Linked DNA regions of Homo sapiens: region 2 is linked to region 1. The links are chromatin contacts, found by Hi-C or POLR2A ChIA-PET in ENCODE. All regions are on one chromosome and are shown on one strand. Each heading gives the region's core, a stretch centred on a gene start or an enhancer-like site at or near the end of the contact. The rest is flanking DNA. Distances are from core to core; before and after follow the strand shown.

Region 1 (3,406 bases), core at 239-2,738:
GCGCAAGTTGGAGACTGCTGAGCTGTCCCCTTACCTTAGTCCATGAAGACAACAGGCTACAGTGAAAGTAACAGTGAAGCCTGTAATTGCTTACTATGCTGGCGTAACCAAGAGGAGAAAACGCCACTCCCCTTATGTTCCATTTTTTTCCCCACAGGACAGCACCAGGTAAGGGTGAGATGTATTACACAAGGGGGTGTCTTCTCACTGCTGAGGGAATCCTCAGGAAAAAAAGACTCCTGCTGTTTTATGGCCTTGGTGGGGGTCGGAGGGGACAAGAGGGAGAAGGGCTAGGAGTGGAAAATTACTGATAGTAAAGAGTGTTCAAGATTCCTTTCACTGGCTGGGCTTGTGTAATCCCAGCATTTTGGGAGGCCAAATCAGGAGGATCTCCTGAGCCCAGGAGTTTGAGACCAGCCTGGGCAACAAGGCAAAAATCTGTCTCTACCCAGAAAAAAAATAATAATAAAAATTAAAAAAAGAGGGAAATACAAAAATTAGGCCAGGCACAGTGGCTCATACCTGCAATCCCAGCACTTTGGGAGGCCAAGGAAGGTGAATCACTTGAGGCCAGGAGTTCGAGACCAGCCTGGCCAACATGGTGAACCCTGTCTCTACTAAAAATACAAAACTTAGCTGGGAGTGGTGGCAGGGGCCTATAATCCCAGCTACTCAGGAGGCTGAGGCAGGAGAATCACTTTAGCCCGGGAGGCAGAGGTTGCAGTGAGCTGAGATCACGCCACTGCACTCCAGCCTGGGCGACAGAGCAAGACTCTGTCTCCAAAAAAAAAAAAAAGGAAAGAAAAGATTCCCCACATGCCACACTCCTGCCAGGAGGTCCTGGCAGAGGCACCTGGGTAAGGCTTCAGTTGAGACCCCCTGATAGGGGCCACCGAATAGAGGCACCTGGGCTGGGTCTGCAGTATGTGCAAGGGCATGACCGGCTGGGGAGCTGACTCCATGACTGCAACTCACTGGTTGTGTCTCAAGTCTGGTGTGGGGAGGGCAGCTGCCCCCTCCTGCCACCCCACTGAGGCCTGCCAGGCTCAGCCTTTGTCATTGCTTCTGGTTGGGACTGAGAGATCACATGTAGGCTTGTGGCCAGGAGCCAGGCTCCTCACAAGTAAATGTGGGGGCTTCAGAGTCTGCCTGTCTCTAACTTCCCGACTGTGCTCTAGGATGGGATTATTTAATTTCTCTAAAAATCCTTCTCTGATAAGGAGGATGGGTGAAGTTAACAAGCTGTTGCTCACAGAACACAGAACACAGTGGGGGACACACGGCAGGTACTCAACACCAGTAGCTGCTTGCTTCAGTTGTCTTTGCTGTGTAACAAGCCAACTTGAAACTTAGTGGCTGAAAACAATGATCATTTATTTGCTCATGATTTTGCAATTTGATCAGGTCCCAGAGGGAACAGCTTGTCCTTTTCTCAGTGGCAGCTGGACCTGCCCCTCTGGGGCTGGGCCTCTACCCCTAAGACGGCTCACTCACATGCCTTGCTTGGAAATCTCCCTGAACTGCCTTCCTGACCCTTGCAGAAATTCTAGACCAATCAGTCGAGGTTCTCAGAGGGTGCGAAAGAGTGCCTGCTGGGAGGAACTGGCAGGGACAAACCCAGTCTTTTGGTTAGAGATGATGAACTAACTTCAGTATGGAGGTTTACAAAGGGGGATGTGGTTCTCAAAATGGTCTGTCCGGTGGCAGAGCCCTAGAGGCTGTGCCAGAATGTGCTGGTTCCCTGCCCCACCTCTTCCCCTGCCCAGCTCCTGGGTAGCCTCCAGGGCTCTGCTTATTTCCTCAAGAGGTCTTTTTCCAGCTCCCACCGGTCCAGGCTAGCTCTCACTGCTGCTCATGCCCATGGCCCCCTGGACGTCCTCTCTCTTAACTCTCATGCTACCTGGAGTCGCTTCTTCCCTTCCCTCCCCTCCTCCCTCCCTTCCCTTCTCTTCCCTTCCCCTCCCTTCTTCTCCCTTTCCCTCTCCTCCCCTTCCCCCCTCCCCTCCCCTCCCCTTCCTCTCTCTCCCTCTCTCTCTTTCTTTTTAGAGACAGAGTCTCGCTCTGTCGCCCGGGCTGGAGTGCAGTGGTGCGATCTTGGCTCACTGCAACCTCCACCTCAGCAATTCCTTCAAGCGATTCTCCTGCCTCAATTTCCCGAGTAGCTGGGATTACAGGCATGCACCACCATGCACAGCTAATTTTGTATTTTTAGTAGAGACGGGATTTCTCCATGTTGGTCAGGCTGATCTTGAACTCCCGACCTCAGGTGATCCGCCCACCTCAGCCTCCTAAAGTGCTGGGATTACAGACATGAGCCACTGCGCCCGGCCTATTTATTTTTTTAGACAAAGTCTCGCTCTGTCACCCAGGCTGGAGTGCAGTGGCGCGATCTTGGCTCACTGCAAGATTCGCCTTCCAGATTCAAGCGATTCTCCTGCCTCAGCCTCCTGAGTAGCTGGAATTACAGGTGCCCACCACCATGCCTGGCTAATCTTTGTATTTTTAGTAGAGACGGGGTTTCACCATGTTGGCCAGGCTGGTCTCGAACTCCTGACCTCAAGTGATCCACCCACCTTGGCCTCCTAAAGTGTTGGGATTACAGGCGTGAGCCACCGTGCCCGGCTGAGTTGCTTGTTTTCCTCACTGGTTGATCTTTGGCTCTGGGACCTTGTCTATCTTGCTCCCTGCTGCAGTGGAACTCTGGGAGAGGCACTTTCATTCCGTTACCCAAGCTGGACACTTGGATGCCTTCCTTGGTCCCACCCACTGTCTCTCTTCTCACATCTTGTTCTGAAGATGCTCTTCCTCCCTCCCCCACTCCCACGTTCTCTATCACCCATGATACCCACAGCAGCCTCCTTACTGGCCTCCTGCCTCCAGGCCCTGCTGAGGAGGGTCTTCAGAAGCAAATCTACCCATGCTGCACCCTGTTCCATCCTTCAATTATGTCCCTTAACTCCCCGGATAAAGTATCAGCTCCTTAATGTGACCTATCGCCACTTCCCTCCTTATACTCTGCATTCCAGTCACATCAAGAAAGTTTACTTCCTTAAAAATATTGGGCTCTTCAAGATCATGCCACTGCATTCCAGCCTGGGTGACAGAGCAAGACTCCATCTCAAAAAAAAAAAAAAAAAGGGCTCTTTTCCTTTGTTTGTTTGTTTGTTTGTTTTTGAAACAGGGTCTTGCTCTGTTGCCCAGGCTTGAGTGCAGTATGGCAATCTCGGCTCACTGCAACTTCTGCCTCCCTGGAATCAGCGATTTTCCTGCCTCAGCCTCCTGAGTACCTGGGACTACAAGGGCATGCCACCACACCCATCTAATTTTTTGTATTTTTAGTAGAGATGGGGTTTGCCATGTTGGCCAGGCTGGCCTCAAACTCCTGACCTCAAGCCATTTACCCGCC
Region 2 (3,406 bases), core at 401-2,900, 1.4 Mb before region 1:
GCACGGATTCAGCCTACTGTGTGCCTCAGTTTTCTCACTAGTGAAATGGGAATAATGATGGTCTGTAACCTCACCACATCCCTGAGAAAGTGTAAAGGAGTAAAATTAGGGAGGGCTCTGAGGCTGGGGGCTGGGCATTGCAATCGCTCAGTAAATGTCAGTGTCACTATCATTTTGACACATTCTCCAGATTCTGCATTACAAACACCAGATTCTCCTCTGAGGGCAGAGGAGGAATTGTTGGGGAGAGAGTGGACCCCATTCAGTGTATCCTACCCCACCCCAAGTTCCTATAGCTTTTAGCCAATCCTTGAGATTGGAACACCTCTATCACTGCATCCAAAACCTTTCAGGTTTCCAAAGGAACTACTGGGTAGTTTATTCATCCACTTAACAAATATCTAGGGCCAGCACCATGGCTCACGCCTGCAATCCCAGCATTTGGGAGGCTGAGGTGGGCAGGTCGATTAAGCCTAGCAGTTTGAGACCAGCCTAGGCAAGATGGCAAAAGCTCATTACTACAAAAAAAAAAAAAATGCAAAAATGGCTGGGCACGGTGGCTCACGCCTGTAATCCCAGCACTTTGGGATGCTGAGGAGGGCAAATCACCTGAGGTCAGAAGTTCGAGACCAGCCTGACCAATATGGAGAAACTCTGTCTCTACTAAAAATACAAAATTAGCTGAGTGTGGTGGTGCATGCCTGTAATCCCAGCTACTCAGGAGGCTGAGACAGGAGAATAGCTTAAACCCCGGAGGCAAAGTTTGCAGTGAGCTGAGATTGTGCCTTTGCACTCCAGCCTGGGCGACAGAGCGAGACTCCGTCTCAAAAAAAAAAAAAAAAAAAAAAAGCAAAAATTAGCCGGATGTGGTAGCGTGCACCTGTGGTCCCAGCTACTCGGGAGGCTGAGGTAGGAGGATCACCTGAGCCCAGGGAGGTCGAGGCTGCAGTGAGCCATGATTGTGCCGCTGCACTCCAGCCTGGATGACAGAGAGAGACCCTGTCTCAAAATAAAATTAAAAAATAAAATAAAACCAAATATCTATAGCCCACGTACAGGGTGAGAGCTGGAGAGTCTAGTGGTTAGGAACTTTGGAGCAAGATGGCCCTGGGGTCCAGTCTTGGCCCTGCCACTTACTACCTGAGTGGCCTTGGGCAACTCACTTAACCTCTCTGAGCCACAGTGTTCCCAGAAGAGAGTCAGGAGGAGTCCTAAGCTCGGGACTCAGTTCAAAGCTGAGATTTGGCCTTCAATGTGCACATACCTGCAGAAAGCCTGGCCACCCCAGACACTCACTACATCCAGGCTTGGATTTACAGGCTGTGGTGACCTCCCAGGTTCCCTACCCTCAATGAGTTCCTGTGGATTAAGAAGGAACGGGTGGTGCCTTGACATATCAAACTTGTCAGGTGTTACTTCTAGAAAAATAAATGAATTTAAGGGCTTTGAATATTTGAGAATGGAGAGATTTAAAAATGTAAAGGTTTCTTAAGATGGATAGAAGACTTACCAATTGGATTTGTATTCTGTGGAACAGGGAGGCTTGTGTGAGGCCTCTCTCTAGAAAACGCAGCTCTGTTTAAAGGGAAAAGTGCAGGCAGGCTGGCCAACCCACGTGATGGCTCTTGAAGCTTCTCTTTTGAATGGCCTGCTAGGACTTGGGCTCCGGATTCACTGGCTAACGCAAGTCACGTGGCCAAACATGATTTGGTGGGGAGGGGAAGTGTACCCAGCACTGGATGCTCTGCATGTCACGTAGCAATGGGGCAGGATGGATAATCCTCTCACTGAGGGGATGGTGAATAACTGGAAACAGTGACCAATCTGCTGCCGTTCACCATCTTGGTTGCAAATATCACTCCCGTCTCTTGCATGGGCGTGGTGGATTGGAGATGGCTGCAGATTCTTAGTCATTACTCTCAGCAAGACCTGGAGTCTTTTCCTCCTCCCCTTGGATCTGGGCTGACTCCAGGACTGGCTTTCATCAACAGGATGCAGCAGAAGCGACGCTGTGTGACTTCCGAGGCTGAGGCTGCAGAGATTTGAGGCATCTGCTCTCACCCAGCTTGAAGTGCTTCCTCTTGGAAGCCAGCCACCGTGAAAAACCCCGCCATGCTGTGAGGAAGCCCAAGAGAGCTGCATGGAGAGAAGGGCCTGTGGAAGAGCCCTGAGGTGCCACTCACATGAAGTGAACCTTTGTGGACCTTCCAGCCCAGCTACCAGCAAAACGCAAGCAGCGAGTGTCCCCAGTCAACGCTTCTCTCTATAGGAGACCTGTAAATGGGGTGGCGGGGGGAGCAGGAGGAATTTTCTGATCTCACACACTGTTATGAGTTGAATTGTCTCCCCACCCAAATTCATATGTTGAAGCCCCCACCTTCAGTACTTTACAAAGTAATGTATTTGGAGATAATATCTTTTTTTTTTTTTTTTTTTGAGACAGAGTCTCACTCTGTCGTTGCTCAGGCTGGAGTGCGGTGATGCGATCTCAGCTTGCTGCAACCTCTGTTTCCCGGGTTCAAGAGATTCTTGTGCCTCAGCCTCCCGAGTAGCTGGGATGAGAGGCGTGGTGTTGCATGCTAATTTTTTAGCTTGGACTACTATTTTTGTATTTTAGTAGAGACCGGGTTTCACCATGTTGGCCAGGTTGGTCTTGAACTTCTGACCTCAAATGATCTTCAAATTTTTTGTAATTTTTTAGCGTGGGCTAGTTTTTTTGTATTTTTAGTGGAGAGGGGGTTTCACCATGTTGGCCAGGCTGGTCTGGAACTTCTGACCTCAAAGGATCTGCCTTCCTTGGCCTCCCAAAGTGCTGGGATTACAGGCGTGGGCCACTGTGCCTGGCTGGAGATAAAATCTTTAAAGTGGCAATTCAATTAAAATGAAGTCGTCAGGGTGGGCCTTAATCCAATGTGTCTAGTGTCCTTATAAGAAGGAAATGTGGACTCACAGACTGAGGCGTCAGGCAGGTGTGCACAGGCAGGAGGCCACCTGAGGACACAGGCGAGCCAGGGAGGGAGGGCCTTGGAAGAAACCAGCCCTGCTGGCACCTTGATCTTGGACTTCCAGCCCCCAAAGCTGTGAGAAAATACATTTTTATTATTCAAGACACCCAGTATGTGGTATCTCGTTATGGTGGCCCCGGCAAAGTAATACACTCAACATACAATGGTGGAATAGGATGACCCACAAACGCTCTCCGTTGGAAAGGAGAAGAACAAGACTGGGCGCAATGGCTCACGCCTGTAGTCCCAGCACTTTGGGAGGCTGAGGTGGGCGGATCACTTGAGGCCAGGAGTTCAAGACCAGCCTGGACAACATGGCGAAACCCATCTCTACTAAAAATACAAAAATTAGCCAGGCATGGTTGCATGCACCTGTAATCCCAGCTACTTGGGAGGCTGAG

Evidence for each region. Hi-C counts contacts between places; a loop is a spot of excess contacts on that map. ChIA-PET counts read pairs that join two places held with the same protein, here RNA polymerase II (POLR2A).
Region 2: a map of transverse colon shows a loop between it and region 1 (19-fold over the local background). The contact joins two enhancer-like sites. A Hi-C loop is called at or near these places in 1 of 168 maps with a recorded cell type or tissue (transverse colon). POLR2A ChIA-PET finds 5 or more read pairs at or near these places in 1 of 52 experiments (AG04450).

What each region holds. Positions count from the first base shown.
Region 1 is chr9:128,053,918-128,057,323 of GRCh38, reverse strand. No RefSeq gene overlaps it. Among named protein-coding and RNA genes, the nearest start is that of NAIF1, 12 kb to the left of the region's middle. RefSeq lists an enhancer at 1,361-2,258. Within about 2 kb of position 1,488, at least 23 of the 41 ENCODE cell types and tissues checked have a DNase peak (open chromatin) inside an H3K27ac peak, as active enhancers do.
Region 2 is chr9:129,445,640-129,449,045 of GRCh38, reverse strand. LOC105376291 (a long non-coding RNA gene) reads right to left here. Exons shown (of 3, transcript NR_188645.1): 3 at 1,495-2,274. Among named protein-coding and RNA genes, the nearest start is that of LINC00963, 41 kb to the left of the region's middle. Within about 2 kb of position 1,650, at least 2 of the 41 ENCODE cell types and tissues checked have a DNase peak (open chromatin) inside an H3K27ac peak, as active enhancers do.